2 separate regions of the Homo sapiens genome follow, and region 1 is linked to region 2. Evidence: read pairs that join two places in POLR2A ChIA-PET (ENCODE). Cell type or tissue: GM12878. All regions are shown on one strand. Links, peaks and the distances in the headings refer to the core of each region. The heading gives the core; the rest is flanking DNA. Region 1 overlaps BHLHE40-AS1 (BHLHE40 antisense RNA 1). Region 2 overlaps ITPR1 (inositol 1,4,5-trisphosphate receptor type 1).

Region 1 (16,061 bases), core at 7,157-12,156, 120 kb after region 2:
AGCAGCTACAGTGATTCTTTTGATGATCGGATGACTTCATGCTTCTCAAAATTCCCCTGTAACCCTTCATCTCACTCAGAAAACACAAATGCCTGACCATAATTTACAAGGTCCTACAGGACCCCGGGAGCCTGAGATTTCTTCAACTTCATCTCCTGATGTTCACTCGTTTCCACCACAGGGGACAACCTTCTTGTCTTCAAACCTTTCAGACATGCTCCTTGCTTTCAGGTCTCTGAAATACTACTCTCTCTGCCAGAAATGCTGACATAGGTACATGTCAGGTCTTTTGCCTTTTTTAAGGCTTTGCTCAAATATCATCATCTCAAAAAGGCCTATTCTGAGTACCCTTCTTTAAATTGCCCTCCCCTTCCCCTGCGTACTCCCTACTTCCCTTCCCCTTCCCTGTTGATTTTCTTTTCTAAAGCACTTATCAACTTCTAGCTTTTGCAAAAATTTATTTTATTATGTGTACATTTAAAAATTTATCCAAGGGCAGGAACGACTTTTGTTTGCCTGTTTTGTTTATTAAGGTATCCAATGTACCTAGAAAAATGCCTGGCATAAAGTACATTATGTTATAGTTTATATAATTTCTATGTAAAAATACAAATTATAATTTAAAATAATTTGTATTTCTACATAGAAATGATATAAAGTATAATCTATATGTAGATTATTCACTTATGAATTAAAAAATATATATCTTTTGAATATTGAATGAAATCTAAGACAGAATTCTGAGAAACTCTAACATTAAGTGTTGGGCAGAATTTCCAAAAGAAAATTGATAAGGAGCTTCCTGTAAAACCAAAGAAAGCTTGGAGATAATGCTGTAACTGAATAAAAGGGAAAAATATCTCAGGAACCAAGAAGTTCAACAGTGTCAAATGTTGGTCAAGAGTCAAATGAGGTGAAGACTGAAAAACCTCCATTGAATGTAACAACAAGGAGAAGGTTGCCTTGGTAAGAGAAGTTTCAATGACACATGGATAACACAACTTAGAAAATGTTAAATAAAGCTTACAAAGAGTTAAAACAAAAGAAAAGAGCATAAAAATTTAAACTATGAAATCATCAAGCTTATACAATTCAGATATTGGATTGTATAATTTGTCACTATTGTGGCTATATAACAGAGCATCCCAAAACTTAATGGTTTAAGACAGCAACCATTGTACTGTGGCTCATGAGTCTGTGGGTGGATTGGGCTCAGGTTGGCATTTCTTCATCACATGAAGCCAGCTGGTGCTGCAGCCATCTAGGGCAGGGCTCAGCAAACTTTCCCATAGAGGACCAAATAACAGATACATTAGGCCTTGTGGACCATATGGTCAACTGGCATGATGATTCAGCCATACCATTGTTGTGACAAAGTAGTCATAGATAATATATAAATCAAAGGGCGTAGCTGTGTTCCAATAAAACTTGATTTACAGAAATCAGATGGCGGACCAGATTTCACTGAAAGGCACTGTTTGACCACCCATGATTTAAGGGCTCAGTCTGGTGTGATACATTCAAGATGGCTCACTCTTGGAGTGCCTTGGCACTGCTCTGTGTGGTCTTCTGACACCCACCCTCCATGTGACTTGGGCTTCTTAGAGCATGGTGGCTGGTTCCAAGAGTGAAAAGCAGAAGTTGACAGGCTTAGGCCTGGAGCTTGCATTACTTCCATCACAGTCCATTGGTTAAAATGAGCCCCAGGGCCAGTCCAGATTCAAGGGAGCGGGTTATGAAAGGGTGTAAGTACCAGGAGGCATGGTTCACCAAATGTTACAGACCATCACACAATTCTAAGAGGTTTGCTTGTCAAAACTGTGTTTCATTCCACATTCTGTCTGGAGACCCTCACCTAAGGGAAATGTTTGGTGACTTGTGAAGCCATCCTTTGATCCTTTCAAGAATTATCTTCTTGACATCACTTTAAAGAATCCATGATTTGGCCAGGCATGGTGGCTCATGCCTGTAATCCCAGCAGTTTGGGAGGCCGAGGCAGGCAGATAACCTGGGGTCAGGAGTTTGAGACCAGTCTGGCCAAAATGGCGAAAGCCCATCTCTACTAAAAATACAAAAAATTAGCCGGGCATGGTGGCGGGCACCTGTAATCCCAGCTACTTGGGAGGCTGAGGCAGGAGAATTGCTTGAACCCGGGAGGTGGAGGTTGCAGTGAGCTGAAATCACGCCATTGCACTCCAGCCTGGGCAACAAGAGCAAAACTCCAACTCCGTCTAAAAAAAAAAAAAAAAAAAAAAAAAAAGAATCTATGATTCATTACTTAAAGACAACAGTTCCTTCCTCCCATTAGCTTGAGAAAACTCTAGGTCTTCTGACACCCACCCTTAAAAATGCTGTTTCCAATCCACTGCACTTAAGCTAAAAGGCACTACAACCCATTAAACTTAGATTACAAATATGATAGAAAATGGTTTTTAGTAGTAAGATTAAAGCAATCATACTTAACTACTTAAAGATCTATCAAAGTGCTGTTATTTTACAAAAGTAAACTATAATCTATATTAGAATATTCACTTATGAATTTCAAAAATATTCATTAAACATTCATAAATTGTTAGGTCTTATGCTAGGTTTTGGTAAATACAGCCATCATTTTGCTCTTAATGTAGAACTGTAGGCCATTAGTTGACCTTTAGTATACAGTAAAACAAAGACTGCATGAGATAAAATTTTCTCAGTGAAGTGGGAAAAAAAGGAAGCATTTAGGTTCTCATAAAATTATTGAACCACAAGAAAATTGAAGGCATATATATTTTTAGGTTGGTATTTTAGTGAACCATATGGTCTGATATAACCAGATCATTTTAATCAAACATTATCATTCTATTGATAAGAAGGTAATACTAGCTGGCTGGGCACAGTAGCTCATGCCTGTAATCTCAGCACTTTGGGAGGCCAAGGCAGGTGGATTACCTGAGGCCAGGAGTTTGAGACCAGCCTGGCAAACATAGCAAAACCCCATCTCTACTAAAAATACAAAAAAAATTAGTCAGGCTTGGTGGCATGCACTTGTAATCCCAGCTACTCGGGAGGCTGAGGCAGGAGAACTGCTTGAACCCAGGAGGTGGAGGCTGCAGTGAGCTGAGATTGTGCCATTGTACTCCAGCCTGGGCAACAAGAGCAAAACTCTGTCTCAAAAGAAAAAAAAAAAAGAAGAAGAAGAAGGAGGTAATACTAGCCAGGTGCGGTGGTGCACCTACAGTCGCAGCTACTCGGGAGCCTGAGGTGGGAGGTCGCTTCAGTCCAGGAGTTCAGAGCTGCAGTGTGCTGTGATAGTACCTGTGAATAGGCTCTGCCCTCCAGCCCGGGCAACATAACAAGACTCTGTCTCTTAAAAAAATACATATGTAATAAATGAAAACCATTTTTTAAAAGGTAATACTAGAACATTATGAGAAGAACTGATTTTACTCTTTAAAAAGTGTGACCCAAAAAATGCTGAACACGCTGTCAGAGATATGTGGTTGTAAGCCAGAGGATATGAGATGCCACCAGGTGAATATAGCACATCTTCCCGTGTCAATTGCACTTAAATGTTCTAGGAGGAAAACATTTTAACTGTTAAGTGCTTTAAAACATAATTCTAGCTGGGCATAGTGGTATGTGCTTATAGTCCCAGCTTCTTGGGAAGCTAAGGCTGGAGGATCACTTGAGCCCAGGAGTTTGAGGCCAGTCTGGGCAACATAGCAAGACCCCTGTCTCTAAAAATAAAAATAAAAATAAGGCATAATTCTTATCACAATACAATAAAGCTACAAAATATTTTAAAGGCCTTTACAGGTGAAAATTTAAATCTTGTCTATTAAACAACAATGAGGATTGGTCAGATATGAGCCTGTAAAAAAAAAAAAAAAACACTTAGGTGAAAGTGGGCATAAAAACTGCAATGGTGGCATTTCTAAAAAAGAATAGTAATGAGGCCAGGTGCAGTGACTCATGCCTGGAATCCCAGCACTTTGGAAGGCCAAGGCAGGTGGATTGTTTGAGGCCAGGAGTTCGAGATTTGCCTGGGCAACATTGCGAAACCCTGTCTCTACTGAAAATACAAAAATCAGCCGGGCATGGTGGCACGTACCTATAGTCCCAGCAACTCAGGGGGCTGAGGCAAGAGAATCACCTGAGCCTTGGCAGGTAGAGGCTGCAGTGAGCCATGATTGGTCCACTGCACTGCAGCCTGGGTGAAGAGTGAGACCCTGTCTGAAAAAAAAATAATAATAAATAATAATAATAATGAAATCACTGTATATGAGAATTTATGGGATACATTAGACTAGTGATCAGAGGGAAATTCATAGCCTTAAATGCTTACATTAATAAAAATAAAAAGAGGAAAACAAGTGAATTAAACTCCAACTCAAATAAGCTAGAAAAATAACAACAAAATCAACCAAAAGAAAACATAAGGAAAGGAATAATACATATTGAAGTAGAAATTAAAGGGCTTAAAAAAACAGGAAAATGATAAAACTACATAAATTAAAATGGTGGTTCCTTGGGCAGAGGGAAACAGTAGCCAACCTAATCAAGAAAACAAAGAAGAAAACATAAATCTATAAAAAAGAAAAGTGACAAATAACTTTTATCATGGAGGAATTTTTTTAAATCATGAGAGACTACATTGCATAATCATACATAAATAAATGTGAAAACTTTTGAAATGGATAACTTCCTAGGAATACAGTTTTACAAAATTGACCCCAGGAGAGAGAAAATGCTTAAGCAGACACATTTCCAAAGAATTGTTAAAGAAAGTTTCAAAGAACTACCCCATTAAAAGCCATCACACTCAGACAGTTTCACAAGAGAATTCCAGAAAACCTTCAAAATTCAAATAGTACCAATGCTACATGAATTATTCCAGAGCATAGAAAATAGAAAAAGGCTTCTAAATTTTTTATAAAGCAGGATTAACATTTATACTTAAACCTAACAAATACAGTGCATGCACACACAAATATAAATCATTCTAACCTACAAATATTGATGCAAAAAAACAAATGAAACATTCACAAACAGAATCTAATACCTCATTTAGAAATACATCATGATCAAGTAGAGTTTATTTCAGGAATGCAAGAATGGTTTGATATTAGCAAATTCATTAAAATAATTCATCATATTAATGTAAGAACAGTTATATAATAATTTCTATAAAAGTTGAAAAGGATTTTGATAAACATCAACACTCATTTCAAATAAAAAATTCTTAATAAAATAGGAGGATGGATATATGGTTAACATAATAAAAATACTTAAGTCAAAAGCCAACTTTTTATTTAATTGGAAAAAATTGGTGACATTCTCACTAAAGTCAGACATATGGCAAGGATGCCAAGTATATCTACTACTATTTAACACAGTATAGAAGGTATCAGCCAATGCAGTTAGGCAGAAGGAAGCAATTTGAAGCATAAGAATTGAAAGAGCAGAAGTAAAACTATGTACATTTCCAGATGATATGGTAGTATGCCTGTAAAACCCAAGAGGTTAAATGATAAAACTAACTCAAACAATAAAGTAATTCAATAATATAAAAGGGTATAAAATTAACCTTCAGAAACCAATAGCTTCATATACACAAACAATGACCGACTAGTTAGAAGGAATCATGAAAGCAAAAACCCCATTTACAATAGCAACAATAATAAAGATAAAAACTTAGGTATTAATAAGAAATGTGCAAAAGTTATAAGAGGAAATCTGTAAAACATTCTTAAAAGATATAAGTATACACTTGATGGAAAGACATCCTTTGTTTTCAGAAAGTATGACTATCATAAAAATGTTACTTATTCTTAAATTATAAATTTAATGCATTTCCAATGAAAAGTACCAATAAGTTTTTGTTTCAAAACTTCAAATATATATATATACATATTCACACACATATACATACACATATTTGTGTATATATACACATACATATACACACAAATAGGTTTATATATACACATATATATAAACATATACATATATACATACCTATTTGTGTGCTTTATTTTAAATAAGTATATATACTTATTTTTATATTTGTATATATGTATATATATTTTATTTGTATATGTGTATATATGTATACAAATAGGTATATATATGTATGTGTGTATATATACCTATTTGTATGGGGTGTGAGTGTATGTGTATATACACCTATACAAATATATACTTATTTAATGCCTATATCTATTTGTATGGGTATATACATACACACACATATATACAAATATATATAATACCTATTTGCGTGTGTACATATATATATATATACTTATTTATTTAAAATAAAGCACACAAGAATTGCTAGAAAAACTAAAAAAAGACAAAGAGGTAGAAGTAACCCTAATAGACATGAACACATACTATAAGACCTCTAGAAGTAAAATTGTGTGGTACTGGAGGATAAGTAGACTAGTAGAAAAGAATGAAAAGTGAAGAAATAGACCTGAGTATGTAGGGAAAATTAGCTTTAGATACATATTTAGGATAAATTTCCAAAAGCGAGATTGCTGGGGCAAAGGGTCAATATAGCTCTTTTTAGGTATTGCCAAATTCCCCTTCACTGGGGCTGTTCTTTTGCATTCCCACCAGCAGGTGAGAATGCCCATTTCCCTCCCAGCCTCACCAACAGTGTGTACTGTCAAGGTTTTGATTTTTGCCACTGATATAGATGAAAGTGGTGTCTCAGTGTTTTAATTTGCATTCTCTTATTATGAGTTAAGCTTAATAACTTTCCATTTAAGAGCAATTTATAGATTTTTATGTCTTTCTTTTTTATTAAGGCATAATTGACGTACAACAAGATGTACAGCTCTCAAGTGTGTGGTTCCATAAGTGTTGACAGTTGAATATATCTGTGTAGCCACCACTGAGCACAATCTGTAGAACACTGCCATCCCCCTAGAACTTCCCTCTGACTCCTTTCCTGTCAATCCTCCCACCCACTCCAGAAGCAACCACTTTCTGGTTTGTATTCTCATAAATTACCTTTGCTTGTATAAATGGAATGTAAACGGAATATGCAATAATGTATATCTGATTATTTCATGTATCTAATGTTTTTGCTCAACATAATTTTTCAGAATTCATCCATGTTGTGTGTTGAGCATTATTTCTTTTTATTACTGATCTTCTAGGGATATAATGTTTGCAGAATTAATTTTTCTCTCCTAATGGTTTCTCATTGTTGAAGAACTGAGTTGCAAATATGGAAAGTGAGAAAAATAGAATGAATTCTATAGTGTTGGATTGGAATTGGAGCTACCAGTATGAACTGAGTTTTTAATATGTATAGATACATATAGAAGTATTTGAAGATATGTGTGGCTATATCTCAGTACGTGCATGCATATATACAGACAAGTATTCCCTGGCTCTGTCTCCTTACAGAGCCTGGGAGTAGTGTCGTTCCAACAGTAATAAGCACACCTTCCACCTATACCTTGGTTTCTAAATATCATTTTCTATGATAAGGAATCAGGATTCTTTGGAGAAATGACTGTTTCCAGAGTTAGGGAGAAGAAAGTACAAGTGTGAGTCTGGAACATCTTCTCACAGACAGTAAGGACACGTTCAAAAGCTGATGTGGCTATCTCAAAAGGACAGGAGTGCCAGCCTGAAGGTATTTTGGCCACATTTCAGATAATATGAAACATCAAAATGAATAAAGACAGTAATAGATTTTTATGCATCATTATTACTAATTGTTACTAAAAATGTAAAAATTAATGTTAGGTGGAGGGAAATTTTTTAACAGAATAATACTAAGTAATAAATGTAGAAGAAAGGATAGAAACATCACCATTTCACAACTGCCATACTAATAATTGATTCAGACAAAAATCACCATTGGGTGGAAGGTTGTTGGAAAACAGGATATTCACATGATCTCGTGAATTACTTATTATACAGGGAAATTGGAGTGTTATAATGGTGGATTTGGCAGGCATGATTATAACCAAGTGATCAAAGTTAACATCACCAAGTAAGTTATATCATGTGCCCCTGAGGGGATGCACTAAGTATATAGTATTCCAGACAAAATTGTTGATTCCAACCATAAGGAAAAAACCATAGATTTCCAAATTAAGGGACGTTTGGCAAAACAACTGGAACTTGAGCTCCAAATATATCAATGGTGTGAGAGACAAAGAGAGGAGACTAAAGCAATACGACAACGATATGCAATGAAGCATCCTTGATTGGATACCAGAGCAGGAGGGAAACAAACCATAACACTTTAAAGACATCACTGAGGCTAGGCGCAGTGGCCCATGCCTGTAATCCTAGCACGTTGGGAGGCTGAGGCGGGTGGATCGCTTGAGGTCAGGAATTTGAGACCAGTCCCTGGGCAACATTGCGAAACCTTGTCTCTACAAAAAAATACCAAAAATTAGCTGGGCGTGGTGACACCCGCCTGTGGTCCTAGTTACTAGGAAGGCTGAGGCAGGAGCATTGCTTGAGCCTGGGAGGTCAAGGCTGCAGTGAGCCAAGATCATGTCACTGCACTCCAGCCTGGGTGACAGAGTGAGACCCTGTCAAAAAAAAAAAAAAAAGCGCATTATTGAGACATTTGGGAAAAATCTGAATATAGATTATGTTCCATAATGTTCCTATATGTTAGATAATAACATTGCATTAATGTTAAACATCTTGAGTTCAATAATTACATTGTAGTCATGTAGGAGAATGTCTTTGTTCTTAGAAAATATATGCTGGAGTATTGAAGGGTGAAGTGTCGTTTTACCCACAACTCTTTTTTTTTTTTTTTTTTTTTGAGACAGAGTCTCGCTCTGTCCCCCAGGCTGGAGTGCAGTGGTGCAATCTCGGCTCACTGCAAGCTCTGCCTCCTGGGTTCACGCCATTCTCCTGCCTCAGCCTCCTGAGTAGCTGGGACTACAGGTGCCTACCACCGCGTCCGGCTAATTTTTTGTATTTTTAGTAGAGACGGGGTTTCACCGTGGTCTCGATCTCCTGACCTCATGATCCACCCGCCTCGGCCTCCCCAAGAGCTGTGATTACAGGCCTGAGCCACCGCGCCCAGCCTACCCACAACTAACACTTAATTGGTTTAGAAAAAAAAGTAAATATACACGTGTTTTTGTTTGTGTCCCTTTCTCTTTATATATGTGTGTGAAGAGAGAAAGAAATAAAGTGAATGTAGTAAAATGTTAACAATTGTTGAAACTTAAGGATAATGTTGGTAGTGTTGGTACTATGTTTTCAACTTTTCTGTAGGTTTGAAATTTTTCATAATAAAAATTTGGGATTTTTTTCTTTTTTTTTTTTTTAGATAGGGTCTTGCTCTGTTTCCCAGACTGGAGTGCAGTGGTGCCCAGCCAGTCGTCCCACCTCAGCCTCCTGAGTAGCTTGGGACCACAAGTGTGCATCACCATTCTTGGCTAATTAAAAAAAAAAAAAAAGTTATAGAGACAGGATCTCCCTATGTTGCGTAGGCTGGTCTTGAACCCCTGGACTCAAGCGAACCTCCAGCCTTGGCCTCCTAAAGTTCTGGGATTACAGACATGAGCCACTGCGTCCGGCCAGAACATTATTTTTAATTAGAAATAAGAGACTTCCAAAAAATGTTAGGTCTGAATATGTCTGCTTTGAGCTTTTACCTTCAGGAAATAAAAACTCACTATCTTTGAAGTTACTTCAAGAAGGCTCCTTCAATGGGGATCCTTAAGAAGCTTTGCCTGGGGGATAGGACATCTCCCTTTGGGGCTAGCTGGTGTCTTCAGTTGTTTGGGCAAGTCAAGGTCATAGTCTGGAGTAGATACATTCCTCTGGCAGTAGCAACCACACCTTCAGGGAACTGCCTCTCCTCAGTCATGTGCTTCTCTTGTGGTTGCCAATCATGCGACCCTGTCCCCGGGCCAAAGGATGGGCAAGTAATCCAGGCCTGGCCAACAATGTACCCCAGCACCCTAGTCACAGTGATTAGCTCAGGGAAGGGTGTGGGACCTTAGCTGGGCCAATCAGGCTCCTATCCTGATATCTTATTTATGGGTGCCAGGAGACTTTTATTTATTTATTTATTTATTTATTTATTTATTTATTTATTTATTTCTGAATGCTGCTACTTTCCCCTGGGATCCTTTGGCTAGCGTGATATCAATCTGGAGCTCCTCCGAGAATCCAGATTATTATGATTAACAGCTGTGCCCTTCCACAGGGTGATGTGGAGGCAGAATGAGAAGCAGTTGGCTTTGCTTCAGGGTCCCTGAAGGTGATCTTCCGGCTCCTGGGGCCTCTGTTTCTGAACTACAGGCAACATCTTATGCCACAGACCGAATTCTATTCTGTAGACCACATGGCACATATGCAAGTGTATGCGCCCCTCCACCAAATGTCTCCTTGTTTGCTCAAAGTCCTACCCTCTCATTGGTCATTCTTTCCATAGACATGGTAGGCCAACTGTGAGCAAAACCTTGAGCAAAGTGCTGTGGCCCGGTGCTTCCCAAACATCACATTGGCCACCTAAAATCCCCCAGAAGCCTTCCAAACACAGCTCTCTGGGTCCCATTCCCAGAAGTTTTGACAAGAGAATCTGTATGTTTAACAAGCCACCCAGGTAATTTGAAGGCCTGTTTGGGTTTGGAAAACACTGCAGGGGCAGAGAGGAATATCAAGGTAAATGTGGCTCAAAGTCATCTCTCAGGGAGCATTTAGATGAGGGAAAAGGATAAGGCAACTGAGCTAATTACACTATGAAGCAGGAATCAGTGCTGGGTACCAAGAGAACCCTTCCCAGCCTCGTGGAGGCGGGAAAGCTGACCAGTCCTAAGGTCATGCTGAGTCTTGCTGACGGGCACTCATGGGTTCTCCCTCCTCATTATCAAGCCTGCTTGGATCTCAAAACAGTGCCTTCCAAGGAAGGAGTCAACCTATATTTCAGCAAGTTCACACTGGAGAGTTGGGGAAATCAGACCATTTGGGGAATTCCTACTGATGCCTTTTTCTTTTGAGATAGGATCTCACTCTGTCACCCAGGCTGGAGTACAGTGGTGCCACCATGGCTCACTGCAGCTTCCGCATCCTGGGCTCAAGCAATTCTCCCACCTCAACCTCCTGAATAGTTGGGACCACAGAGGTGCACGACCATGCCCACTACTTTTTTGTTTTTTGTTTTGGTAGAGATGCGGTCTCCCTATGTTGCCCAGGCTTGTCTCAAACTCCTGGGCTCAAGTGATTCTCCTGCCTTGGCCTCCCAAAGTGCTGGGTTACAGGCATGAGCCACTTAGCCTGGCCTCCTGCTGATGCCTTTTAATGGAAAGAAAGGGAAGGTTGGAGGAGTGTGTGTGTGTGTGTGTGTGTGCACTGTGGTGTGCTGTGATGTGCTGTTTGTGTGTGTGTGTGTGTGTGTGTGTGTGTGTGTATGTATGTGGTGTGTAGTCTTAACTAGGGCTCTTGGCCAGCATGTGTTCACTACATTCTTGTCAAGCGAGAGAGTGTTTCATGGAGCCAAATAAAACTCCAAGTGACCTTTTCATCATATCAGAGTGTGTCATTGTGGATGAAAAGCACGGTGCATTGTAGTCATAATCACTGTTTTTTATTGGCCACCCATTAACATGCTGAGGAACATAATAGCCGCTTTACATACATTCTCATTTAATCCTCGCAGAACCCCATGAAATTAGGACTATTTTTTTGTTGTTGTTTAACAGATGGAGAAACTGAAACTTAGAGGGGTCAGTACAACCTTCTGTTTATGTTTTTTTAAAGTGTTTTTGTGAATGATCTTTAATAGATATTATAACCAAATGTACGTCAGTTAAGTTGCAAGCTTTCTTCTTCAAATATTTATTTGATGAATATTTATTGAGCCTCTATTATGTGCATAGTCCCTACTAGGTGTGATAGGAAAGACTGAAAAATATCACAAATAGCTCTTTTCCCTAAGGAGCAGTTAATTTGGTCTGGAGGTACAACAATCAAAGGATAGGCCAGGGGCAGAGGCTCATGCCTACAATTCCAGTTCTCTGGGAGGCCAAGGTGGGCAGATTGCTTGAGCTCAGGAGTTTGAGACCAGTTGCGCAACATAGTGAGACCCTGTTTCTTCAAAAAAATAAAAAAACACTGGGTGTGGTGGCACATGCCTGTAGTCCCAGCTACTCAGGAGGCTGAGGTGGGGAGAATTGCTTGAGCCCAGGGGGCAGAGGTTATAGTGAGCCAAGATCGCAACACCACACTCCAGCCTGGGCTACAGAGCCAGACTGACTCAAAAATAAAACAAAACAAAAAACATCGAAGGATTTTTTTTTTTGAGCTGCTTTCCCTGTTTGTGTTGTGCTTTTACAGCAATTATCAAATTGCATTTGGACTTAAGTTGTGCAAGTCTCTGCTCCTCCTTAGCCCCTTAGGGGTAAGGAACTCCATTTCACTCACCTTTGTATTCTCAGCACATAGTAAGTGCTTAATCAACGTTGATGAATCAATGAACTGATAAACTGGAATTTGGAGAGTGTGAATAAACATTCTAATCCTTTCTCAGATGCTGAAGAGCTTAATGAAACTTGCAAAGAAATCTAAATCCAGAATAGAAAATAGCTATTATTGAGCAAGGAAAACTTTTCAAACTAATGAGTACATTCCATACACAACCATTCAAAGTATTTCTTAACCAGCGTCCCTGGATGTCCCATGAGATGTTAATAAGTATTTCTTTAAAAAGAAGAAAAACTTCCACAGTCCAGTACATTTGGGAAATGCAGGGTTAGATAGGATTTCCTTACTGCAGGAGATCTCAGAGCCTTTAATAGACAGGCGTGCACTGTGTATAAACCAGAAGCTGTAAGTAGTTTGAAGAATATACTGTACATGGTAAGCAATATTTTCCAAATGTGTCTGACAGTGGACACTTCAGGGTAGCAGTGGAGGGAGTAAAGAAAAGAATTAATTGCAGGGTCAAGACTAGAATAAGGTAAAGGAGACAGCTAGGGCGCAAGATCTAAGAAAGTACCTACTTGCACGAAAACACTAGCACAACCCTGAGACTGAGGGTCTCCTTACATGCTGCACCCTGGTCACCTTGCTTCATCCCAGGCCCAGACCAGGGGTAATCATTTTGTTTCTGTTTGTTGTTGTTGTTTGTTTTTAAATCAGTACTCTACAAACAAGGAAGGGGTAATCATTTTGAAGATGACGACAAACATTTCTGAATCTTCTTTTCCCCTATTTTGTCATGATTCTGGCTCAATTTTAGAGTTGTGAGTTGTGGAGGCCTTTCCTGGCCCTGGCCCCAAGGCAGAGCCTTCTATGGAGTTCTGGCCAAGGACACGGGAACCCAGTTGGTGCATGGAGCAGGATCAGGCAGCCCCTTCAGACTGGTTCAGGAAAAGGAAATCCAAATGGAATGAGTCTGTTCTACACACCAGAAGAAGTTGCCAGTTGCTCAATTTCCTTTCTTTCTTCTCCTTTTTTTTTTGAGTTGGAGTCTTGCTCTGTCACCTAGGCTGGAGTGCAGTGGTGCAATCTCGGCTCGCTGCAGCAGCCTCCACCTCCTGGGTTGAAGCAACTCTCATGCTTCAGCCTCCCCAGTAGCTGGGATTATAGGCAGGTGCCACCATGTTTGGCTAATTTTTGTATTTTTAGTAGAGACGGAGTTTCACCATGTTGGTCAGGCTGGTCTTGAACTCCTGGCCTCAAGTGATCTGCCTACTTTAGCCTCCCAAAGTGCTGGGATTACAGGTGTGAGCCACTGAGCCTGGCCCCCTTCATTCTTGAAAACAACAGAGATTAAGAGAACGTCAATAAAGAATTCCCTAATGACTAGGATAATGACTGGCACTCAGTAAGTTGAATGAATGAGTGAATGAATAATGAAAAAATAAATAGAAGAGGAGCCATGAAAAGCATCACAGAATAAACAAATATGAATCAGAGAGGTCCCTGACATCTCTCTCTTTTTTAATTGTGTTCCTTTGCACTATGACGATAACTGCCCTCTCCGTGCAGTCTCTCCTCTGAACCGGATGTTCTGCTTAGATCTTTGGGTTTTTCCATTTGTACAGTCTCCTTATTAATGTCCCTCCCAACGTAAAGTCCTGTTTGATCTTAGAGCTAATGAGTAAAGCTGGGTGGGGCAAAAAGCCCGAGAAAAAACTGTTCAAGAAAGCGTGTACACTCTGCAAACTCTCTTTCTTTCCGTCATCCATTTTATTTCTTCCGGTTTCTTTTCTTTTCTTTTTTTTTTTTTTTTTTGAGATGGAGTCTCACTCTGTTCCCCAGGCTGGAGTACAGTGGCACAATCTCGGCTTACTGCAACCTCCACCTCCTGGGCTCAAGCAATTCTCCTGCCTCAGCCTCCCGAGTAGCTGGGATTACAGGTGTTTGCCACCCGCCTGGCTAATTTTTGTATTTTTAGTGGAGACGGGATTTCACCATGTTTGCCAGGCTGGTCTCGAACCCCTGACCTCAGGTGATCTGCCTGCTTCAGCCCCCCAAAGTGCTATCCCATTTCTTTAAATCCGTGAAAACAATCATCTTGAAGGGTTGCAAGCTTGTCCAGCCTGCCTTATTTTGTTGTTGTTGTTCTGTTTTGTTTGTTTTAGGTTTTGGCATTCTGAAGCCGTGGTTTTTAGTTTCTGTCTCTAGTGATAAGTGGAAAAGAGGGATGAGGAAGGGGCTTTACTGGCCCAACCAGAAAGAGAAACTAAGAACCCATGACTGTATTCTCTTCCTTGGACACCCCTATACTAGTGACAGATACTCAGCGGCACTTAATATACTCATGAGTTCAGTGTCTTTTTAGCTCTTAGGCACTCCGCTCCTTTTTTTTTCTTTTGAGATGGAGTCATGCTCTGTCGCCCAGGCTGGAGAGCAGTGGCGCAATCTCGGCTCACTGCAAGCTCTGCCTCCCGGATTCAAGCGATTCTCCTGCCTCAACCTCCCCAGTAGCTGGGATTACAGGCGCCCGCCACCACACCCGGCTAATTTTTGTGTTTTTAGTAGAGATGGGGTTTCACCATGTTGGCCAGGATGGTCTCAAACTCGTGACCTCAGGTGATCCGCCCAACTCAGCCTCCCAAAGTACTGGGATTATAGGCGTGAGCCACAGTGCCCGGCCACCCCACTTCCTCTTAAGTGAAAATACTTCAGGGTAAATTCAATCTAAATAAATGTAGTGAAATATATGGTTTTTAAATACTACGTTGGCATGATAACCATGCCCATTCAGAAAGCATGCTGAAATATTAGATAATGAGCAAAGCTTCACTTGTTTGGTCATTAATCTAATTAAACTATTATAAGCAACTGATATTAAAATACCATTTTTGTATATCATAGTCCAGTTAAATAATTAAAAAGCCAAAAGGGCATATTTCCAGAATTAAAATGGCTACCGTGTTTACCAAATATCTTTAAACTTCCAGGCCAATGATTTGGTTTCCTGAGAATTGCCATCAGAAATTTAACACTCCAGATCCAGAAATCTGAAAAAACATCTTTCTGTGTTTCTCAGGACCTCATCTGACATGCTGGTGTAAATGGAGACTATGCCTGCACTATCCCATTAAATTATCAATTTATCTTGCCTCTTAAACATTTTCAATATTCCATCTCTTTTGGTATTTGCATTTCATTAGACCAGACCATTTTAAGTAACAATACCTATTTTCCCTTGATGACAAAACATTTCGACCAGCGCATAAGATGTTTGTAATACATTTAATAATTTCTATAATCAAGTGGTTGAATCTATAAGGATCCATGCATCCTCATAGACGAATGCAGGTTGGAGGGTAAACCTTACCCTCCAAACTGCAGACACTAGAGATCAAAGGCTGCCAAGTTTCCACGCCGTTTCTGTGTTTATGTTTGCATGCTTTTTTGGAACCATTTCACTGTGACACACGAAAGCAGAGGAGACGACTTAAAGATCCTTTCTGGGTGAGGAGAACCTTGGATTCTACTCCTAAACACTCAGTGATATTGGGAGAAACTATTAATCTTACCAAAAGCTTCACGAAGCAGATATTTTATACCTTTCCAAGATGTTGTTGGCATAACATCAGGTCTGTATACAGAGGCCTCCTCGA
Region 2 (16,061 bases), core at 5,407-10,406:
AACAGTAACTTAAGTACACAACAGTAACAATATGAAACTAACATAAGTGCCCATCAACAAATGAATGGATAAAGAAAATGTGGTATATAGACACAGTGGAATACTATTTGGCCATAAAAAAGGAATGAAATCCTGTCATTTGCAGCAACATGGATGGATCTGGAGGCCATTATCTGAAGTGAAATAAGCCAAGCACAAAAAGACAAATATTGCATGTTCTCATTTATATGTGGGGGCTAAAAAAAACAAAAAACAAAATTGATCACGTGGCAAGTGGAAAGATAGATAACAGAGACTGGGAAGAGTGAGTTAGGGGAAAAAGGAAAGGAGGAAGAGAAATGGGTTCAAGGGCACAAACATCCAGTTAGGTAGAAGGAATATGTTTGATAGCAGAGTAGAATGACTATAATTAACAAAAATGTGTGGTGCTTGGGTGATGGACGCCCTAGATACCTTGACTGGATCACTAGGCACTATATACATGTAACACAATTTCATATATACCCCATACATTTGTACAAATGAAAAAAATATAAGACATGTCTTCTGCTAATTATAGATTTCACTTCTATATGTTGGAATTCTGCCCGGTTAACATAACTCTTATATTTTCGGAGGTGTGTTTTTGAGTGAATTGCATATAAAGACGGCCTGATCAGATAGAACACTGTCCATCTACATTTCAGAAGGTCCCGATACCTTGGTCTACTCTGGCTACTTCTGTAGGACAGCATATTCGTCGACTAACGTGGACAGTGAAATATCGGGGGAGAACCTGCCCCCCCATGGTAGCTAGAGTGTTCTGGAATGCACCAGCGCTGCCGTTTCTGGAGGAGCAGTCTGTGCTGGGCTCTGCTTTACCTCGGGAAGGGCAGATTGGATAGTAAGGAATAGCTCGTGTGTAATCAGTGTGCGGAAAATAAACACTGTATGTGCATGATCTCACTCAATCCTCATCACAGCATGGTAGGTGGTACTATTAACACTTTATAGATGGGAACCTAAAGCTCAGGAAGGTCGAGCAACTTTTGCAGGGTCGCGGCGCTGGGAAGTGCTAGAGCCAAGACTGAAATCCAGAGCTGCTGAACCAGAACCCACCCTCAGGTTGTCCTGACCCACATATCCGCATGTGGTTACCTGTGTGCACATGCACACAGCCCTCCTGTCAGTCTGCAGCCATTGGCTGGCTGGCGGCATCTGGTTTGGACTGGCGCATCTTAGACTTGGACTGGCTCATCTCCCAGCCCCGACCCCGAGTGATACTGAATTAGCCTCCTTTAAAAGAGGCAAGATGCAGGAAAGGCCCCTCTGCGGGTAGAGAGGAGAGTGGGAAAGAGGATCTCCCGGGGATACTGACCGGCTCATGCATAAATCAGTAAGACAGGAGTTAGATGGGGTGTGACTTTCCGAGCTGCTGCCGCCAGCAACCACTGCTCAGACAACCACTTCACAACCCTAGGGGTTGTTGAGACGGTAGGAGTTCAGGAAGGGGTATCAAGTGCAGCCCTTGCAAAGGATGTATCTGAAATATATGTTAATTTTGACCTGCTGAAATATGAGAAACTTCACTACCCTCACCTTAGCTTGAAACAGGGAATGACATGTCCTTTGGTGGCCAGATTTGAGAGGTGTCAAAGTAAAAGGAGAAGGACGATTCACTACAACCACAGCCAGACTGGAGCTTCCACACCCAGGTGACTCATCTGAACGACTTTAACTCCCTAATAATTACACATGAGAATGTCTGCTCCATCATCCTTTAAGCCTGGTGCTGAGTTTTTCTCACAGTGGGGGTAGACACCTCCCTACTTTCTCTCTTTGCCTCTCCTGCTCCCTCTTCCTTGCCCTCAACATTCCATTGGAGATTTTCCAGTTTGTTCCATTACGGGTTAGTTCACTTGACCTCTTCAGAAACTAGCTATACAGGATCCAGAAGCAAAGGAGCAATTTTCCAGATCAAAAGTAGGCTCAATGTGGCAGCAAGTGGGATGCTCTCAGGAGGTGGTGGGGTGCTTTTGCTTAGGAGGGGAGAGCCCAGGAGCCCGCATTCCTGAAAAATGCTTTCCTGAGAGCTGCGGGTAATTTGCTTCAAAAAAAGTAACATGCAAAAGAGCCTTTTTGCCTGACAAGCACCTCCTGGGTAACATTTCCAAGCAAATAAGTTCTATTAGCTAATTCAGTGCTACTAAACATCTATGAGGAAACATTATGAGAAGATTCAAAAGCAGTAGGACATCTGGCCCTTGTGCTTATCTGTATTTGATAAGATGACACAGGAAGCAAATACAGAAAGCAACGTGTTAACAAGGGCAAAAGATCAAAATGGAAACTTAATACCTGCGTGTCACTACCTTCTGTTTAAAAGGGGAACTGGCTGAAGTCTTACCTTGACCCAAGAGAGAGCCTGTGAAATCTGCAGACACTTTCTGAAGTTGGGGACAACAGCTTCCAGCCAGAGGCAACGCAAGGAACCAAGTGCAGGGGCTGGTGGGAGGAGAGTTTCCTGCAGATCATGATTAGATAAGAGTAAGGACCTAGGTTTGGGGGAAAAGATGGTGGCAGCAGTGACCGGAGCCACGAAATGAGCCTGAAAATTCACACAGCCATCATGGGGCGTCTCACTTTAAGGAACTCAGAAGTTGGAGTCCCTGCCAGACAGCACTTAGGTGCAGGAGAGAGGAAGGGCGAGTCCAACAGGGCGTGCACTTAACCCTGGTCTGACCTTTCTGCCCGCCTGTGCACCTCCTCTGTGCATGAAGCAGGCAGCTCCTGGCTGTTGATAAAGTGCCGTGGACACCTTCTGCTTCGTGCAGATGCACGATGATGGGTTTGGGCTTTTATTCTGAATTCCAGTGAGGATGCTGGCAGGAAGGGAGTGCCTAGGTATGTTCCTAGAATATTGATATTTCAACATTGGTAGTGCTGAGCAGCAGCTTTCCTTGTGGCCTAACCTGGGAGGCCACGAGCATTGGTTAAAATGTCACCTGGGCTCTGACAAGCCCTTAACCATGGGTGAGGATACAGCCTGTGCTGCCTGCCAAATACGATTCCCAGAATGCCCCCTGAAGTTAGCTGGCACCACGGCAGAGTCAAGAATATCGGAGCAGGGAGGAGTGAAGAGGGATTTGGCACTGGCTTCCCGGTGGCTGGAAACAGTGTGTCAGCGTCACTGGACTCGCCGCCCAGCCAGCCAGCCAGGCCTCTCTCACCCCACCCTGTGCACTTGGGCTTGGGTTCGTGTCAGTGGCAGCTGCACAAAGCAGTTGCTGAGCTTAAGTTTCCCCACCCAGCCTTAGAACACATTCTGCCCTTTAGTCTAGGGAGGATGAAATCACCCCTTGTTCCGTGCAGCACTTCACTGGCACTTTCCTTTCATTGTGAGGCACTTGGCGTTTGGGCCCCGGTTCTGCACTGACCTCCCAGTGCTCTCCTCCGAATTTCCTACATTCTGACCTTCGTGGAGGGTGTGCCAGGTGCCGTTTGTAACAATGAGTTGAGCAGAGCCATGATCCTCCCTGAAGGAGCTTGTGTGCTAAGGGAGAGCATGGGGCGTGAGTCAGGTATACCCAGGAGTCTAGTCTGTGAGACTGTGCAGGACATGAGGGTTATGCACAGACATTGTTCCGTCAGCCACTGAAGACTCGCTTCACTGTGCATGAAACCACTTCTCCCCATTGGCTACTTCGTCCAACGATGTATGAGTTTGTACATGCTTATTATACACATGAAATACCTGCATACATGCACGTTTTCCTCAACTTGGCAGATCTGATAAGCTCCAAAAGTACATTTTCTCCCCACCGCCCATACCCTGACCCACCCTCCTGCTCCTGCCCCGACAGCACCACCACCGTGCTGCCCGGCTTGCCCTTTACTTCCAGACGTCCTAACTACATTTGTAACTCCCCTGCTTCAACTCCTTCATTTCCTGTGTATTCTAAATATTGACTGTGTCTGGTAGAGCTGGACTATAGTATATGATACTGAGAAGTGTGTCACCATAAAAATGCACTTATAAAACTGCTCTCACCTGGAAAATGTTCTGAATATGACTGTCTACATCAGGTATATATATTCAGAGTTCTTTAAAACCTGCGTCTTTACAATGAAGCCTACTGTCATGTCTCTAGGGAATGTGAGAATGAGGAAAAGAGGTTAGTATTTAGGGATAGTCATTTGTATGAGAAAGCTATACAAGGTGAACTAGACTGAGTTTCCACCTTTTACAAATCCTCTCTCTTCAGGGCCTCAGTTTTACCACCTATAAAATGAGGAAGTTGAATCAAAGGGTCTCTTGTGCCCTTTGTAGGGTCTAAGATTCCAATAAGCAACATTCAGAGTGCGGATAGGAGTTCGTGAAATATGAAACAGGAAGGTGTGATCCTTAGGGTCTGAGTCAGGGATCAGAGTACAAGGGGCTGGTTAGAAAAGGGGAGGGTTTGGAAAGGGTTAAGGAATTTGGAGACCATCCACATGGCCGATGATCTCTTTCCCCCTAAAGAGATCTAGCTGTGTGGAACCTTTCTTCCAAACCACTCTTAAGTCAATAACAGTGCTGGTACCCTTCTCAGTTCTTCATGAAGTCCTGTAGATGGCGAGACGGATAACATCTTCCATCACTTCTTTCTCGGTGTGTCTAGGCGGGACTGACCTTGAGTAAAACCATTTCAGCTCAGAGCTTTCCAGTATAAAAGCCCATCAGATGATAAAGCTGAGATGGAACGTGGTTGCGTTGAAGCAGCTTATTGGTGAGGATGTGTGTGTGTGTTTTCAAAGATAAATGTATCTTTCCCCGAAACAACAGCATAGAACTTTGGAAAGATGTTTCCCTAGGCTTAAAACAAACACAATGCATTGTTGTATAAAAGTAGTAATGGATCAAAGTTGAATACTACTGGAATCCAGAAAAGAATAGAAGAAAACCACGAAAATTGCTAAAATCCTCATACATAGCCACTGGGAATGTTCTGGCATATTTCTTAGCTAATTGAAAGTGCAGGGGAAGTTGCCTAAGCGAGATGTCATAAGCCAGCTTGGATGCTGATGTGGGGAGAAGGGTGAGTGAGCCTGATTGTTCTCTATTCAGAGTCTCAAATGGGCTCGCCCTGCCCTTGTCCAGCACGGGTGGCCGGCCCCACCTTTTTCTCCTCCTGTCCTCTGGTTTCCTCAGCCTGGCAGCCTAGGTGCCCAGGACCCAGCAAGTGTGCACCCTGTGTACCATGGTCCCTGTGCACCATGGCACCCTGTGGGTGCCCAGGAAATCCTCCACCGGTGGCCCCAGAATGACTTGAAAGGATTATTCTGAGGCTGGCTCTTCCTAGGGATTTCATCAGAAACGGGTGTGGTTCTCTCTGCTGGGATGAGCCCATCTTTGTTGCGCTGTATCATCCAAGAACAACTATGGAGTCTGGGAAGGGTGATTGGTCATTCCAGTCCAGCTGAAGATTATATAATGTGGCCTGTTTTGGTAATGTCATTCAGAGCTCAAAAACAGAACCAGACTGACACCTTGATTTATGCCGTTTGGATACCCTTCATGTGGCTTAGCTGGTAAAAAGAGAAATCAGTATCCCTAAAATTTTTATCCCAAAGAAAGAAAGGAACTATCTTTACCCAGGAGCTGAGCACTGAAATTAGAGTCAATACGTGGATTGCAGTGCTGACTCTATCCCAGCTCTAGGCAGATGACATACTGATTTATAATACTTTTGCATAATGCTTTCCAGTTTGTGGGACATTTTTATAGCCATCTGATCCTTACAGTAACCCAGTGAGGTAGCTGGTGAGGTGATCTCTTTCAAAAAAGAAAGAAAGAAAATAGACCAGGTTGGTGAGCTAGCTGACTTATACACTCATTCACCGTCCTGTATACACACAACTGAAACTCTTCTTATTACAGGCCATTGCTTTTTCTACTGACACACTAATGTCACAAGGCTGTGGCAGAAATGTACAGAACCTGTGAAATACAGGGATATTAATATGCATGTGGTCTGAAGTCACTGTACTTTTGGGACAAAGAGAACTGAATTCCTTGAATTTGGGGCTGGCCAACAAATTCCGGGTATGGAATCCCATTTTTAAAAAATTAATAGACTCACAGGATAGAAGAAGAAAAAAAATTAAAAAGAATAAAAGGATGATAATTTTTTAATAAGAAAAAATTACTAGACTTTATTTTTTAGAGCAGTTTGAAGTTTACAGAAAAATGGGGCAGAAAGTACAGAGTTCTCATACATGCCCTTCTCCTCCTGACTTCCTGCCAGTTTCCTCTGTTAGTAACGTTTTGTATTATTGTGGCCTGTTTGTTTGTTAAGATTTGATATGCCAATATTGGATACATTGATATTAATGTCCCTCCATCATTTGCTGCTTACTTTTCATGTTGTGCATTCTGTGGGTTTTCACCAATTCAAATGACACGTATCCACCTTTAGAATATCACACAGAATAGTTTCTGCTCTAAAAATCCTCTGCACACCTCCTATTTATCACTCCCTCCCTCCCTCCCCCTGAGCCTCAGGCTGTCTCTGATCTTACTGTGTCCAAAGATGGGATCCATTTTTTAGGGTTTTTTTTAAAACATGTATAACAGTTTTTTTTTTTTTTTTTTTTTTTTTGTGTGTGTGTGTGAAACGGAGTCCTGCTCTGTTGCCCAGGCTGGAGTGCATTGGCACCATCTCGGCTCACTGCAACCTCTGCCTCCTGGGTTCAAGCGATTCTCCTGCCTCAGCCTCCTGGGTAGCTGGGATTACAGGCACATGCCACCATGCCCAGCTAATTTTTTTGTATTTTTAGTAGAGACAGGGTTTCACTATGTTGGCCGGGTTGGTCTCGAACTCCTGACCTCAGGTGATCCGTCCACCTCAGCCTCCCAAAGCGCTGGGATTACAGGCGTGAGCCACCATGCCTGGCCTATAATAGATATTATTAAGTGGCATTTCAGAGCTACTGAACATAAAGATGACTATTTTTTCACCAAAACCAACAGATTCTGTGTTTTTGTTTTTGGAGGGTTTAGGTTTCATTTTGTTTTGCTGTGATCTTAGAAAAATTAGCTCTAAAGACTAATTTTTTTTTCTTCCTCTTCAATGAAAATAATCACCCTAGCTCATAAAAGGGACAAATGATTTAAAGTCCGTTAAGTGTCCCATATTCCTGCTTTTGAAGACATAAATATTATCTTCAAGCCTCCTCCTCCTGACATTTTCTGAGGGTTTAAATACATGGGGAGGCCAAATCTCTGTTTCCAGGCCTACCCCGTACCCCCTTCTAGTCGTTTCCATCACCTGAGCATCCCTAGGCATTCTGAGAACATCCAGTTTGTCTTCCTGCCTAGTGAGAGCAGTAGACATGAAGCTGCCATTTGAGTTGGAAAGACCATCTTCGCCTCCTTGCGTCTTCCCAGAGGGGATTCTCAAGGGCAGAGAAAGCAACAAGACCATTTTTCTAGGACCCATCTTCTCCCCCATGACCCTTTCTTTTGCCCTCAAGCCCCCCTCACCCTCAACGCCTCATTCTCTGATTTGGCTATAAAAGATTCCACAAAAATGTTCCATCGTTTAGGTGGTAAACGTAAAACTCTACCTGAGCAGACTTTCTCTGAGGAGGTGATTGATTACTCGGTAGTCTTTCTTAGAACAGCCTCTTCTTTTGAACCTGGGAAGAAAAAAAAATACCCCACTTCTCAGAATGATTCGCATTTGCATCATACAATCCAACTTCCTCCTCCGTCTGTCTGTCTTTGTCTCTCTCTCTCTCTCTCTCTCTCTCACACACACACACACACACACACTCACTCCCTCTCTCTGTCTCTCTCCCTCTTTCCAGTCAAGGACATTTCAAGAGGTTGGTCAGTACCACCCCCATATCTAAAACTTCAGTGTTTGCCTTCGCAGGGACTTTTCCAACTTTACCTAGAAAAGAACTAACCAGAACCTTAGCACTTGTGGTCAGCCTGCTTCCGGCTGTGGCTTCAGTTAGTTTGTCTGCTCCGAGAGAGGAAGCACTTGCTGTGACGGGAACTGTACTGGCTGGATTGTAGGAGGACCGGGGCAGACAGTGCCTAATGACATCGGTATGTGAGATGCCAGCAGCAAGGAGTGAGTGAAGCAAAGCAGACTGAAGCCAGAGTCAGACCCAGTGGCAGATGCGGCCGACAGATGCTCAGTGACCCCGTAATCCTCTCCCCACCTTCCCCTCCCAACCGCATATACACACACACACCCCAAGATAATTCACAACAGACAAAGCGTCTTAGCTGAAGATGACTTTTCCAAAAATCCATTAGAAGCCAAGACACTGAGACACGTTTTTGATCTTGAATAGATGATACAGGCAAGATTCTGCAAACATTTCTAGGCCTTCAGACGCTGGCTGGCTGGAGAGGCGTGGGTGACAGGCTTCACTGGAGTCATTCAGCACTCAAACAAGCTCAGAGTTTTGTATGAAAGTCTTAGCTAGAGAGAAAGTAATTGGATTCAGGTGTTCTCTCTGTGCCTATTCCAGTAACTGGGTTATAGTCTAAACATTTGCACTTTGAGATTTAGATTCTCTGTGCAGAGGGGGACCCTGTTGGTGGGGAACCTTATACCACACTAGAGCCTGTCCTACTGCACAGGATGCAAAGCCAACGGGAAATTGAGAGAACAGCTTGGCTAAAATTGCTAATTAATTTTAACTACCAGGTACTTCTTGGTAATTTGAGATTTAATTTCACAGCCCAGGATGATTATTTAATTAAAACACTGGTAACACCTAAATTTGGGGCTCTCCCCCACTTCAGTGCAGAAAAGATAAGAATGCTTGCCAGTGGGATCCCTCGTAGCCCAGCTTTTCATTATTAGATATTAAGGGAGGCACTGGGGGAGACTCTGTGTGGTGGTGATTGATAAATTTCTGGACCAGAAAATCCTTTTGCTATCTTTGCATTGAAGGCCTCCTGTGAAATGGAGAATGAGGCTTTATCCCTAGGATGGGAGCACATGGCCCATGTGGCCTGCACAAAGTATGACCTTCTTTGAAACGCCGTGTTTTAACATTTGATTGAGCACTTTGGGAGGTGGTGGTTGGATCACCTGAGGTCAGGAGTTCAAGACCAGTCTCTACTAAAAATACAAAAATTAGCCAGGCATTGTGGTGCATGCGTGTAGTCCCAGCTACTTAGGAAGCTGAGGCATGAGAATAGCTTGAACCCGGTAGATAGGCAGAGGTTGCAATGAGCTGAGATGGCGCCACTGCACTCCAGCCTGGGTGACACACCAAGACTCCGTCTCAAAAAAATAAATTGACCTTTCTATCTGGTCTACGTAACTTTTTGAATTTAATATAAAAATATTTCAATCATTTACCATTGATTAAAATGGATATTGTACATTCTAAAAAGATGCATTATTTCTTTTTATGGCTTTATGTACCCCTTGGGTGGGGCCATCAAGTCCCAGGATTACAGGTACGCCATGTAGCAGCACAAGACGCAGGGCATCAGTGCCTCTCCACCACCACTGAGGCGAGGGGCAGAGATGCCAGGAGCGGCCCTTGGCATGCTGATGGGCCCCATTCGTGTCTTCAGCACACACTCTTTAGACACTCACCCTTGGAGGTAGGGCCTCCGTGCAGCTCCACAGAGGCGAAGAACTATGCATTGAGACCTGGCCGGTGACCACAGTTCTTGGACTAAAGCAGCTTGAGAATAGAGACCTTGTCTTTCTCATCTTTAGATCCTCAGCGCTCAACCCCATGCAGGACACAGATATTGTAAAAGTTCAGTAAAAAGCTGTTGAATGGAGAAAGTCTGTGCATTTTGCATTTATTTGTTCAAAGACCCTTCTGAAATCATTGCCTAGAGGGCCAGGAGGTACATATGGCATGAAAGAAGGTGAGGAAAATTCTCATTTTAATCTGTAGTCATTTGGTCACTTGCTATTAGGAATGAGGGAGAGAAACTGTTCCTTAAACTTTCGGCTATGTGCAGACTCTTGCATTGGTTTTCTGGAGTCTTTCGAAGGCCTCATTAATGTGGACTCTGTTTGGAAATGTGTGTTTTCTATTTTTATAGAAGGTTTGCTAAGCAAATGAACATATGAAGGATTTGAAAGCCAGATTTTAGATGGATTCGCTAACATTTTAGGCAGTTTAGATTCATTTGCATGTCAGTAATAAGTGAGCTACAGGTGAGTTCCGACTGCTAGCAGTGAGGACTGTGAATGTCCATCCTCTCTCCTCTCCCCTGGTCTGGTAAGGCACGGCGGCCTTTCACAGAGTTCCTGCTTCCTTCTGTTTCCCTCTAGTCTTCAACAGTCCAAGCTGCTCCTGCCTGTCTGCCCTCATCCCCAGCTCCAGCCACACTGGAGCCTCACTGTGCCAGTGGCCTCTGTGAAATGCCCTCATGCTTGCCCAAGGGCTAACCTTCTTTAGGGCCAAGCCTTGCTTGAAGAGGATTTTAGCCAATCAATCAGTCACTGGTTGTTGGGTCTTACTTGGACACTACTCTCTCTACCGCTCCTAGATACAACATAGCCTGCATTATTCCTTAGTTAGTTTTTTATTTGTTTTCAGAGAGTCTTTCTGTCACCCAGGCTGTAGTGCGGTGGCACAATTATGACTCACTGCAGCTTCGACCTCCTGGGCTCAAACGATCCTCCTGCCCCAGCTTCCCGAGTGGCTAGGACTACAGGTGCCCACCACCACACCGAGCTAATTATTTTTATTTTTTATAGAGATGGAGTCTCACTCTATTGCCCAGGCCAGTCTCAAACTTCTGGCCTCATGCTATCCACCCACCTCGGCCTCCCAAAGCACTGGGATTACAGGCACCAGCCACCAGGACTGGCCTGTTAAAAAGAAAATCTAGATGGTCACTCTCCTTGACTAAATTGTAAGCACTTTGATGGCAGGAATTCTATCACATACTTAGGTATCAAAACTGTTTCTCCTTTGAGGGGGTCCAGGATGCAGTGACCATGTCTCTGTTGCTCACTGTAGTATCCTCAACATTGTTGTATCCAAAGTGGGACTTTGTATCTTTTTTCTTCAATTTGTTTTCCTCAATTGAGGTCAGTCTGCAAAAATAGGTAGCAGCCACCGTGAGTATCCAGGGCCTCGTGCTAAGTGATCTCTCTGCAGCTGTGCTTTGGTTTGTGGCTTCAGCAGCCCAGCCCACGTCATCCCTCCTCCCCTCGCCCTAGTGGGAGTGAGTGATCACCAGTGACCTGTCGCCTATGTGTGCCCTCTTCTGAAAAATGAGGTTTCCTCCTCAGAGTTGCATAGTCCTTGAACATGGGCTACTTCCTTGGTGGGAAGATGTGGCTGTGTCTGAAGGATTGACACAGGAGAGATGAGTACAGTCAACGATAGGCCACTGCAGCTGCACGGGAGAAAACTGGTTACAGGTGGGGAAGCACTTTGGGTTTCTCAGCTAGTCATCTCTGAAATGGAATATTTTTTAACGATCTTTTGCCCATTGCTCTGTGGTGGGAAATTGATGAATATAAGCTAATGTTAAGACACATGAATGAAGTGTTTATTCAGGGTATAGGAAGGTAGAGATTGCCATTTTTCTCCTCCAGCAGTCACGATAAGCAGCTCAGGCTTACTACTTAAGCATTTGTTATTAGGGTGCATGCAGAAGAAGAGTTGCATATCATTCTGTCCTTCCACAAGCTTTTATTAATATTGAATGTCTACTATGCTCTAGTCAGTATACTAAGGTGGTTCCTGCCTTCATAAAGCTCACAAACTAGTGACTGTGACCCTGCCCGCCCACCCACCAGTATCTTAAGCAAACACTCTATGACACCTTGTTGTCCATGTGGTATGACTGCTTGTGATATTTTTCATCTAGCTCTCTTATAGGGCTTCTATATTGCTAGATGGCCCTAGGTCAAGATACAGCTCAATGATCTCACTTGAGTTGTAATATTTAGACATGTCTCATGGAGTTTCATTATTTTAAATATATTGATGCCTTCTATTGTATACAGCAGAGGTGAGCAAACCCAGCCTGCTGCCCGCATTTGTAAATAAAGTTTTATTGGAACATGGACATACCCATTTATTTATTTACTGGTTGTTTGGGGGGTATAACGGAGTAGCTGAGTAGTTGTGACAGAGACCAGGTGGCCCACAAAGCTGAAAATATTGACACACAAAATGTCGCCGACCCCCACGGTGTACACAAAGCAACAATTATCCAGCATTCCGAGTGAGTGTGTGTGTGTGTGGGAGGGGGCTTGATTTGTTTTAGAAAGACCATTAAATGTATCCTTACAAGATAAAACTGGTCCAGGTGAGAATGACACCAGACATGTGGAATGAGTCAGTTTTCTTCCCCCTGTCTCATGCTAAGCTTTTCTTACTGTTCATTCCTGCCTCTCTGTACAGAACTTATGTATGCGGCATGCTCTTTGGGAGAAAGGCATATGTGGGCAGAAGGAAGTGAGGTGGGAGGAGGAGTTGTCCCATTCTGTTAACCAGTAGTGAGAAATACTGTTTACAGGCATAAGCTATAGACATCAAAAGGATGGGGATGGACGGGGGAGGAAACTGAATGGGCCTTTCTTAGGCTAGTTGCCAGCACCCATCAACCACTTCAGGCTGGAAGGAAAAGGAAACAAGAGGAGTGGTTTCTATAAGCTCATAAACGGGGACATTGACAGAAGAGCCTATTCCCCATTTTCAGCCTCTTAATGATCTCCTCACCCACGCAAACGCATACATGCACACGTATCTGTTAAGTGACAGAACACCTGGGACCTTAAAATTCACTTCACTTCAAGTGTTTGCAAAAGGTTTTCCCAGTATAATGCATTTTAAAATACACAGCATAATATGAGGCCCCTGGAGCAGTCAAATTCATGGAGACAGAAAATAGAATGGTGGTTGCCCGGGGCCGGCGGGAATGGGGTTAGTGTTTGATGGGGATGGAATTTCACTTGGGGAAGATAAAAAAATAGTTCTGGAAACAGATGATGGGGATGGTTGCACAGCAGTGTGAATGTACTTAATGCCACTAAACTGTATGCTTAAAATGGTTACAATGGTAAATTTTATGTTATGCATATTTTACCACAATTTTTTAAAAAAACCAAACTCATCAGCCATGTAATTTGCAAAGATCAGAGCAGCAGTGGCAGTATTCAGATTTGGAGATTAGGACTCTTGTTTAGAACCTATATTTCCCCTATATTTAAATTTAAAGTGGCTTCCTCTAAGAATTCAGAGTTCCATTGTATGCAATTAAAAAGATAGCTACTGAGCAATTAAAAAAATACACAGCACATAAGTTCTGCCATAGAAGGAGATAACCTAATGAGAGTTAGGAAACATGGCACGGTAAGCTGGCCTTTCTTGTTTTTACCTCTAGAAGTGACTCAGTCTTTTTTTTTTTTTTTTTTTTTTTTAATGTGGATTCTAGGAAAGAAACCTTGACTGGTTCCCCAGGATGAGAGCCATGTCATTGGTCAGCAGTGATTCTGAAGGAGAACAGAATGAGCTGAGAAACCTGCAGGAGAAGCTGGAGTCCACCATGAAACTTGTCACGAACCTTTCTGGCCAGCTGTCGGAATTAAAGGATCAGGTAAAGAAAGAAAATCCCAGCGCCTACCCTCCCATCACTATCCCCACCCACACCCACTATCACCACACCAAATCTGATGAGGAAAATCAGTAGTGCTTCATCTAGATGGAAAAGGGAGCCAGGCAACAGGGGACAAACCCACTCACTCCTCCAGTCTCCTCACCCCAATCCCCTTCACTGCCCTTTTCCAGGATAAAGCCATGGTGCTACTTTCAGTGCTGCTCAGGACATGGTTTTAATATGAAAAACAAAACCAAAAAAAAGGAGGGAAATGCAGACTACTTCAGTGAAGTACTGTCCAAAAACCACTATGCATAAAGCCATACCCTTTTTACTTTATGTACTGTGGAAGATTAAAAGCTGTTTCTTGTTTTGCTTCCTAGCCCTCAGACTTGTCAAATCCTCACCCCATATATTTAAATTCAGCATCCTAGGCTAAACCATAGTCATGGAAAAGCCCTTTTGGTTTCATTCTTTTCTCAGTGGCTTACTGAGTGGCTATCATAGTACAGGAATTATGCCAGGTGTTGGGGATAAAACAGTGAACAATATAGACATACTCCCTGATCTCACAGGCCTCAACCATCCACAGAAATACTGCCTGCACCCTGCTTCCTATCCGTAAGATAAATGCTTCGCCCTTATCTTATGGATAGGAAGCAGGATGCGGGCAGTACTGTGGGCAGAATTTAAATTGGAAACAGGCAGTTTCCAATTTAAAGTAAGTTGTAGGGGACATGTTTATACAAAACCGTGCGTACTCTGTTTCTGCCCTTTTGACTCCATTAAAATGAACATGCCACAGTCACCAGGTGGTTATCTAGTGATAGGATGCAGCTGTGTATTAAGGACTTGTACCCTGGGTGGTGAGAAGACCCTGATTGGTTTTATTAGTGCATTTCTGTAAGTGACTGGGATAATCATGTTCAGTTCAGCATTTTATGTGAGTTTCTGAAAGCTCTTTAATCAACTCCATAGACAAGATTATAGTGTTGCACAGCAATAGGCATGGGCCATGTCTGCACTGGAGGTAAGTTGCAAGGTACACCCACGGGTGATTTATCACTCTTACAAAGATGATAACTAATGAAGACCGCATCTAGAATGCTCTTACTGGAGATGGTTTACAGAGCATTTTTAATCATCATACTTAGATTTATATTAATATTTCTTTTCAAACTAAATTATTCCAAACTGTGCCCTGAGATACCATTTGGCCTCAAGTTCTTTTCTTTCGTCTGTATTAAGGTGCAAATAAAAAAGACTAGTAGGAAAAGAAGGCCTTATTTATGAAGGTTGTCTATAGCTCTGAGCTTGGTAGCTACATAAAATGAGTAATAACCTAAATAAGTAAAACTAATGAAGATCTAACTAGATTACTTTGCTTAATATTAACATTTTACCCGCCCCCCGCCGTGAAACATTTGGCAGATGTTCTGCAGGACTCATGAGGACATTGGTGGCTACAGCTGCTTCTGGCACTGCCCCCCCAACCCCCCAGTGAGGTGAACTTCTTTACACATCCAGCAAGCTTTAGTTATCTTCTTCTCCCATTTGAGATAACTGTGGCTACAAGAATCTCAGTTAAATCAGATGTTTAAATTAGGTGCCAAAAAATCTTACAGACACTGAACTAATACTTAAATAAAGGAACACTTCAGTTCTCCATAAAATCTGGTGTCATTTTCCAAAGAAACAGAGGATCTTTGTTTCACACCCGTGGTACTGGAATTGCAACAGTGAGGCATTCTAGCTCTCACATGCCAATGCGAGTGGCATTCATTCTTGCTCACTCATTTCTGCTTCTCATTGTCACACTTGGAGGCTCTTTGGGGGTATGTTTCAGTTGATCTGAGAAACTGGGTGTTACCAATTTACTAGAGAGTTTCTTAAAATGTATCTGAAACAAACTATTAATGGGCATTCTGTGGTGGTAAAACCAGGCAACGCCTCCCTACACTATCTGTCCTTTCAGAGCTAAGAATCTGTTATTTTGAATTGTTCACGAAGAGTGATTCTGACTCTGCTTCAGTGCACACTTTACAAACCATTGAGCCTCATCAAAGGAGTGAGTTGAGCTGAGGAATTAGAGTAAAGAATACAGGTATAGTGCCGGGCGTGGTGGCTCACGCCTGTAATCCCAACATTTTGGGAGGACAAGGAGGGTGGATCACCTGAGGTCAGGAGTTCGAGACCAGCCTGACCAACATGGAGAAACCCTGTCTTTACTAAAAATACAAAATTAGCTGGACGTGGTGGCACATGCCTGTGATCACAGCTACTCAGGAGGCTGAGGCAGGAGAATCGCTTGAACCCAGGAGGCGGAGGTTGTGGTGAGCCGAGATCACGTCACTGCACTCCAGCCTGGGCAACAAGAGTGAAATTCCATCTCAAAAAAAAAAAAAGAATAGAGGTATAGGACAGTATCCGAGACTTCAGATGCCATCTCACCTCATTCCCTTATTTTCTTGATGAGGATACCAAA

Evidence for each region. ChIA-PET counts read pairs that join two places held together with the same protein. Peaks named below come from ENCODE experiments on the same cell type or tissue, not always from the same donor. Only the 100,000 strongest peaks of a DNase experiment are listed, where the experiment ranks them.
Region 1: POLR2A ChIA-PET joins it to region 2 with 7 read pairs; 4 of 35 experiments call an interaction of 5 or more read pairs at or near these places.

What each region holds. Positions count from the first base shown.
Region 1 is chr3:4,937,151-4,953,211 of GRCh38, forward strand. The region is part of intron 1 of BHLHE40-AS1 (BHLHE40 antisense RNA 1); the gene reads right to left. Among named protein-coding and RNA genes, the nearest start is that of BHLHE40, 34 kb to the right of the region's middle. RefSeq lists a silencer at 8,868-9,032. In GM12878, for the core only: no CTCF peak of the experiment used is centred there; no DNase peak of the experiment used is centred there.
Region 2 is chr3:4,823,360-4,839,420 of GRCh38, forward strand. It overlaps ITPR1 (inositol 1,4,5-trisphosphate receptor type 1), which reads left to right. Exons shown (of 62, transcript NM_001378452.1): 61 at 13,415-13,576. It overlaps LOC124906209 (a long non-coding RNA gene), which reads right to left. Exons shown (of 5, transcript XR_007095795.1): 3 at 7,588-7,659; 4 at 2,387-2,503. Among named protein-coding and RNA genes, the nearest start is that of EGOT, 80 kb to the left of the region's middle. RefSeq lists enhancers at 1,186-1,686, 11,314-11,583. In GM12878, for the core only: no CTCF peak of the experiment used is centred there; a DNase peak (open chromatin) is centred at 7,942; H3K4me3 peaks cover 823 bases; H3K27ac peaks cover 2,126 bases.